Linked DNA regions of Mus musculus: region 2 is linked to region 1. Evidence: chromatin contacts called from ENCODE POLR2A ChIA-PET data. All regions are on one chromosome and are shown on one strand. The core of a region is the stretch at or near the end of the contact, and the rest is flanking DNA. Distances in the headings are between cores, read along the strand shown.

Region 1 (3,913 bases), core at 68-2,567:
AAAGTGAGGTTACTCTTCCCAGTTTTGAGGTATGCGACATACCTCAAAGTATTAAAAGTAGTTTTGTAATTAGAAGGGGAAAAAAAAAGTTAACCTGCATCTCTACAGTTACGGGGCTGAAAAGGCTGGGCCTGACTGAACCCTAGTGGAGAGAATGAGTCACTGCACCACCCCACACACACTTTCAAGCTCATTTATACATTAAAAAATAATGAGGTAGCCGGGCGTTGGTGGCGCACACCTTTTATCCCAGCACTCGGGAGGCAGAGGCAGGCAGATTTCTGAGTTCGAGGCCAGCCCGGTCTACAGAGTGAGTTCCAGGACAGCCAGGACTTCACAGAGAAACCCTGTCTCGAAAATAATAATAATAATAATAATAATAATAATAATAATAATAATAATAATAATAATAACAATAATAATAATAATGAGCACAAGTCATGTTGTTAATCCCAGCACTCCGCGGGCTGAGGCAGGCCGATCCTTGAGACCCTGTCTCAAACTATAATAATAAAAAACTGATATACAGAGAAACCCTGTCTCGAAAAAAACAAAACAAAAACAACAAAAAAAAAACAACAAAAAAAAACTGAGCACAACCTGGCACTTGGGAAATTGAGGCAGCAGGATCTAGAGTTTGAGGCCTGCAAAGGTTACATAGTAACTCTGTCTCAGAAGACAGAACAGTAAGCTTGAATGTAGACACATTCTGTCCAAAGAGAATGCTGAGGCTCTGGGAAACGGATTTACGCTTTTTTTTTTTTTTTTTTTTTAAATAATGTGTGGTGCTCTGCCTGTCCTGGAACTTGGTATGTAGACCAGACTGGCCTCGAACTCATAGAAAACTGCCTGCCTCTGCCTCCTGAGGGCTGTGTGTCACTCCCCCCGCCCCCCCCGGATTAAACTACTTTAAAAAAATACTTCTTTTATCTTGCCAGACTTGGTATCGCATGCATTAATTTAGTCTCAGCACTTGGGTGGCAGAGGCAGGTAGATTTTTATGAAATTGAGGCCAGCCATGACTACATAATGAATTCCAGGCCAATCCAGGCTACAGGAGACCCTGTTTCAAAACCAAACAAATCAGAGACTCTGTTTACACAGGCTCTCTGGGTGTGTGTGTGTGTGAGAGGGGTATCCTACTTAGTTGAGATATAATCAGTACGTCTCTTCACGTATTGATCTAGCTCGCCAGACTAGAAATCACCGAGATACCGATTTCTCACGACACTCGCGTCTCGCACCACGTGCTCCGGGCGCGGACCAGTCATTGGTCGGTGTCCCCTGGGGGCGTGCCCCGTGCATCTGTGGCACAAGATGGCGCTGCCCTTTGCACGCTGTTGGAAGTTGTACCGCTGGGGCACCAAGCGATGGGGGGTCCCTGCTGTGGAATCCCGGAGAGGTAGGCATATTTCTTTTTTACTGTCACTCCAAAGTAGTTAACGTGTCATTCCCAGAGCGCGATCAGAGAACTCCACTCCTCATTTCTCCTCTCTCCCCTCTGCCTTGATCTAGCAAGATTCCAAACCTGGGGCACCGGCTTCTGGCTTCCCCAGTCAGTGATTTGCAGCTCCCAGGGCTGTCTTACTAAAGCGGCACCTCTGCTCTTTCCATGTTAACATTTGACATTGACTTTTCTCGATTTCCCGTCATCGCCTGGACAGCTTTCAGATCAAACACAGCCCTAGGTTTACGAGTTCTTTTTTGCTCTGCCCTCAGGCATCAGTTTCAAACTGGAAGAAAAAACGGCCCACAGCAGCCTGGCACTCTTCAGAGGCGACACGGGTGTCAAATATGGCTTGGTGGGACTGGAACCCACCAAGGTGGCCCTGAATTTGGAGCGCTTCCGGGAGTGGGCAGTGGTGCTCGGAGACACCACAGTCACCAGTGGCAGACACTACTGGGAGGTAACAGTGAAGCGCTCCCAGCAGTTCCGGATAGGAGTGGCAGACGTGGACATGTCCCGGGACAGCTGCGTTGGTGCTGATGATCGTTCCTGGGTGTTCTCCTATGCCCAGCGCAAGTGGCACAGCATGTTGGCCAACGAAAAAGCTCCAATTAAGGGTATTGGGCAACCAGAGAAGGTGGGGCTGCTGCTGGACTATGAGGCAAAGAAGCTGAGCCTGGTGGATGTGAGTCGGATCTCTGTGATCCACACACTACAGACAGATTTCCGGGGCCCAGTGGCACCTGCTTTTGCTCTTTGGGATGGAGAGCTGCTAACCCACTCAGGACTCGAAGTGCCCAAGGGCCTCTAATGTGGCCAAGACCCTGAATCGTGCTCATGGTCAGCTTTCTGTCCTTAGTGTCTAAAGCGATTTTACTTTGTTTCAAGCAACTGGTAGCTCTCACAATTCTGTTGGGATCCTTTGTGCAATATTGTAGCCATCTTCCCCTGGGCCCTACTCTGTAAGAGCTAGGTATACAGCCAAAGTCGCCAGTTTCCTAGGTCATCAGGGGATTCGCCTCCTCAGGCCAGTTCTTTGGGTCCTTCTACTTGTGCCCACACACCTTAGACTGTTCAGTCCTGCGGTCCTGCCTCTCGGCCCGTCCCTTATCCACATGTAACTTGTTTTGGGGGCTCACCAGATTCTCTAGAGTAAATGCTCTCTACCTCTGGCTGGAGGAGTGGCAGCCACAGGCTTGGCCTTTTCTCTGATGCACCTCAGATTCTTGGGTTCTGGCTTCCTCAGTTGTACCTCAGCACTAGAGATGTCAGTCCAACCCAGATGCAGCTATCTCCACTCTGAGTCCATCTGTCTTCTGGATACCTGATACCTAGGCAGTTTGCCATAACCATTGTGCCAGTTATGTGACAAAGGGAAAGAGACACTAGGGAGACATGTATGGCTCTGGTGCCAGAAACGTTACCCTCGATAAGTTCCTTCTGTGTATCTGCCACAGTTCAAAGCTCCAGAAAAAAGACAACTTTACACAATCCATTTTGGAGCCTGTTCAGACCCACAACTCCCATCTCCCTTGGCCACAGAATGTACTTAATAAAAGCAGTATTTTGGTTTGAGGAAAACCTGGTGAAACAGTTGAATATGTATGCGGAATATTCAGTTTGGACTTGTCTGACCCTGGGTGCTACAATGGTGATAACTGATGATGTCCTTAGGGGAGAAAGAGAACGACTAAATTTAGCAAAATATAAAATAAAAATTATAATTCATGTAATTAAAGTTTATTTGAACACAAAATACTCTGTCTATAAAATTGCTGTCAGCAGTAGCAGCGTGTCCTGGCTAAGATGGACAGATCTCCGCAGACTTCTAAAGCCACGTGGTTTGGCTCTCACCCATTTCTCTTACTCTGCGGCAGATACATATGCATGTAGCTAGAGGCTCTCCAAGGAAGTTGCTTGTTGGCATGATGATTTCTTCAGAGAGGAAAAGGGGACCTGGGTAAAGACCCGGGCTACTCTCGAGCTGTATCTGGAGGTCTCTGTAGCTAGCTCTGCTCAGGTATCCATTGAGGCTTTTCTCTGTGCTGTGCACTGAACTGATGGGGCGTTTTGATTCTCAGAAAACACTGGCCTGTGTCACCAAATGGCTGTGTCGATCCCCAAGGAAGCAGCTTGCCGTAGTATTTTTGGTGGCTGTGGGTTAAATGTGTGGCCAGCTCATGCTTTTTCTGAAGCAGGGACTGCCCCTGGGCCTGTGCTCATACCATGCTCTCTAGATTCTCTTTGGACAGGGTCTCAGCTGCCGCCTCAGCTTGAGTCTCAGAGAGCAAGTAGGAGTCATGGTAATCTTGAAGCAGTTTGACCACCTCCAGGTGGTTGAACTGCACAGCATCGTCCAGGGGAATGTTGCCCCACCTGTGAGGAGCAGGGATCACAGTTAGGCAAAGAGGACTCGGAGAGAGCCATTGTTGCATGTGTATGCACAATGGCCGGAAGGCTGACCTC
Region 2 (3,751 bases), core at 781-3,280, 42 kb before region 1:
CCATTTGAACGCATTGCTCAAATCTTTGGCTCAAGACATTGGAATGTGCTCTGTGTCCCCCCCGCACAGCCCTCTCTAGGTACAGAAGGAACCACAGAAACCCAGTCGAGAAATCCTGGAAGTCAGGCAAGAACGTTTCAGCCCGAGGCAAGAGGACCACTCCAAGCTCAAGGCTAGCATGAATTTTGTACTGAGTTCTGGGCCAGCTGGAGCTATGAATTTATATTAAACTTCCTTAAAGCTCCCAAATCAGTGAGTTCAACATAGAAGCAGCTTTTTATTTGTCTCATCAGTTTAAGAATTAACAGAAGTAGGCTTAGTGGTGAACGGCTTGTCTAGTATTCCTGAGTCCCTGGGTTCAACCCCAACACTACAAAAACAGAAGTGAGGGCACAGGTCTATAATTCTAGCACTTGGAAAGCTGAAGTAGGAGTCCCATAAATTTGAGGCTGGCCTGGGCTATATAGTAAGGGCAATGGCCACAAAGCAAGACAATCTCAAAATACCAGAACAAATACAGACATGGTGGTGCACACCTTTAATCTCAGCAGGTGGAGGCAAAGGCAGGTGGATCTCTGAGTTCCAAGATAGACAGAGTTACCCAGGCAGACCCTGTCTCAAAAACAAAACAAAACAAAACAACAAACCTTCCTTTCCTTAATATCCCAAAACAATATGAATACAACCAAGGCCCAGAATTCAGCTGGGAAATTAAAAAGCATTAAGCAAGGAATTAAAAAGTATTAAAGAGGGAAATTGCAATACCCATAGCATTTAGAAACTGAAAGACTGAAGTCATATCAAGTGTCTTCACACATTAGGATCAAAGGAAGACAATGTATGAATTTGTAAAATGCAGCCAGCGTCTAGCTACACACCGTGGGCAGCTGCTGTGTGCACACCTACTAAAGGGCTATGAGAAAGTTCATTCCATGCCTAGGAGGCCGTGTCTATCCAAAATAGGTCTGAAAATATTCCCACACAAGGTTCACAAAAATACGCTTTAAAACGACTGCAAGCTGAGCAACGAGGTATACTCGATCTTCAACGGGAATCTTGGCGTCTTTAAGTTCTGGGCTACTCATCAGCCTCCTGGCTACTTCATTCATACTTTCCCAAGACTCCATGGTACAGTGCTGGGTGACATTGACTACAGAGGCCTTGAACTCTCTTACTAGGTCAATAGGAGGGAGCTTGTTCGCCGTCTCCAGCAGCACCTGGGCCATATCGTACAACACCCACCCGGGTTCATAGGTGCACGCCTCAGGCAGGGTAACTGAGCGCCGGACCCTCCTCATATCCCCAGGGGATGGCACCAGATGCCTCAGAATGACTTCATTGTTGCCGATCCCTTCCTCCTGGCTACTCTTTTGACTCTGGAGGACCAGGGTTTCCGCGCTGTCTTTTCCTCCCATTTCACTGATCCGAAGCTGCAGACTGTAGGCCTCGGCAGGGCAGCCAATGTTTTCCAGGACAACTCTCAGGGCTAAGAGGGACAAGAACTCAGACAGAGGAGCAGCGGGGAGCACCGTGTACAAGAGGTCCCGACAGGTAATGGGGGTTGGAGGAGGAATCTTGTTGGGGAGCACATTTGATGTGGGTTCAGTTCTTGTGACGGCTGGCAGGCTGCCATTCTGCGTCTTCCACGGAAAGGCGGTCACCGGGGACAGTAAGATACAGCCAAGAAGCAATGCAGCCTGGATCATGGTGGGTCCACAGGACAGCCCTGTTGTGAAGGAGCAGAGCTCAGGTGAGGAGGGCGCAAATATTCAACAGGAACAGGCACCAAGAATGGTCAGAGTTTGGTAGAGTCCTGGTCATTAGAGACTTCAGTTTCCCTGGACATAAGAGGGGGCCTCTTAGAGGCTGTTACCCTCACCTGTCTGGCAAGCAGCAGAGGAATGAAGTGGTTCTCTGTCTCACTCAGTAGGTCCCTAGTTGGAGCGGCTACCTTCCAGAGGTTAACTTCTTGTAGGTGATGACTGGAAACAAGTATTTACCACCTCTCTTTGGGTAGACTTTATCTGACCAGCTATTGCCCCATCCTGACAGGCAAGGCTCCTCCTTTGTGGCTAGGCGGTCCCTAGACCATAGTCCAGTCTCTGTAGCCTCTAGGCAGTGGAAAGTTTGTTCTCTTTTGAGACTGGGCCTTCTGTAGCCCTAGCTGGCTTGGAATTCAACTAGTTAGCCAAGGATGACCTTGGATTCTGATCCTTCTGCCACTATAACCCCAGTACGGGGATTTATGGGAATCTGCAACCAGGTGCAGTTGCCGTGGTACTGGGAATCAACTCCAAGGATTTATGCATGTTAGGCAAGCACATTACCAACTGGGCTACATTCCCAGTCCATGTGTCATGTTTACTTTAAAGATTTCCCAATCAAAAAATTTGAAAAATAGAACCTACAGCAAATCAAATCAAGTTATTACCAGAGCAGTCTTTTGAGTTTTTACCTTTATTGTTTTTTTTGTTTGTTTGGTAAGGTTTTTGTGGTTGTTGTTTCAAGACAGGCTTTCTCTTTGTAGCCCTGGCTGTCCTAGAACTCAATCTGTAGACCAGGCTGGCCTCAAACTCAGAGATATGCCTGTGTCTGCCTTTTAAGTGCTGGGATTCAAGGCGAATGCCCACAGAGGCCAGATGAGCTGGAGTTACAGCCAGTTGTAAGCCACCTGACATGGTTGCAAGGACTAAAAATTCTACTCCTTTGGAGAGAGTCTTACATGTTCTTAACCACTGAACCATCTCTCCAACCCCTATTTACTTTTTTGTTGAGATAGTCCTGGCTGCCCTGGAGCTAGGTAGACCAGGCTGGCCTTGAACACAAGGCCTCTGCCTCCAAGTGCTGAGATTAAAGGTATGAGCTACCATCACTCTTCTGGCTGCCTTCTAATTTTTTTGGACACTTTATAACCTAAGCTGGCCTAACTTCCTATATAGTCTAAGTATTCTTGCTTTAGTCTCCAGAGTGCTGGGATTATAGGCATGAGCCACCACCATACCTGTTTTGTTTCAAGACACAGTCTCAGACTCGTGGGTAAAAGGGATTTTTTTTGAGATTTTATCAAAGCCTCATGAGGAGCTGAACCAACAGGCATGTACCCTGTGGTCAGCAAGATGAAGCATCTTGTTACTTGTGGATAAGAGGAAGAAGAGGAAGAGGAGGAAGAAGAGGAAGAGGAGGAGGAGAAGGAAGAGGAGGAGGAAGACAACAAAAGTCTCTTTTTTTAAAAATTATATTTATTATCAAGCTGATTTTTTAAATTACATTTATTGGCCCACGCGTAGGGCTATATGACTCTTTCCTCTCCCTCATGGCAATTCTCTTGCCTCTGTCTCCCACACGATGGGATTAGCTCACACTACCAAGCTCAGTTCAGGACATGTCTTTTAATTTTACTCTTAAAAGTTCTTCCGAAGACACAACAGATGGCTGGCTGGCCGCTCTGAGATGAGCAACTGTTAATTGTACACATTTAATATGAAACACAAATCAGGGATGCTTGTCAGCTTGAGAGTGGTGCATCCCAGCTCTCCCTCAACTGTAGAAACGGGTTCAATCATGTGTCCTGGGATGAAAGAAAGAAAATGGGAGCAATCCAGTGCTTTGTGAGGACAGAATGAACAACCGTGCTGGGTTATAAAGCTCCCCGTCAGAAGCCAAGACGCAGTCCTTAGAGGAGGACAAGCCACCTTGAACCTTTCGCCACTCTTCATTTGCTACGAGACGGACCCAGAGACCGGCTGTGCAC

Evidence for each region. ChIA-PET counts read pairs that join two places held with the same protein, here RNA polymerase II (POLR2A).
Region 2: POLR2A ChIA-PET joins it to region 1 with 10 read pairs in Patski. The contact joins the promoter of Apon here to the promoter of Spryd4 in region 1. POLR2A ChIA-PET finds 5 or more read pairs at or near these places in 3 of 5 experiments (Patski and embryonic stem cell).

Annotation. Positions count from the first base shown.
Region 1 is chr10:128,209,198-128,213,110 of GRCm38, reverse strand. Spryd4 (SPRY domain containing 4) reads left to right here and starts at 1,317. Exons shown (of 2, transcript NM_025716.2): 1 at 1,317-1,402; 2 at 1,720-3,203. The coding sequence starts at 1,318. The coding sequence ends at 2,258. It overlaps Gls2 (glutaminase 2 (liver, mitochondrial)), which reads right to left. Exons shown (of 18, transcript NM_001033264.3): 18 at 3,107-3,823. The coding sequence ends at 3,667.
Region 2 is chr10:128,252,410-128,256,160 of GRCm38, reverse strand. It overlaps Apon (apolipoprotein N), which reads right to left and starts at 2,030. Exons shown (of 2, transcript NM_133996.3): 1 at 1,880-2,030; 2 at 260-1,726. The coding sequence starts at 1,706. The coding sequence ends at 951. Timeless (timeless circadian clock 1) reads right to left here. Exons shown (of 29, transcript NM_001164081.1): 29 at 3,220-3,751.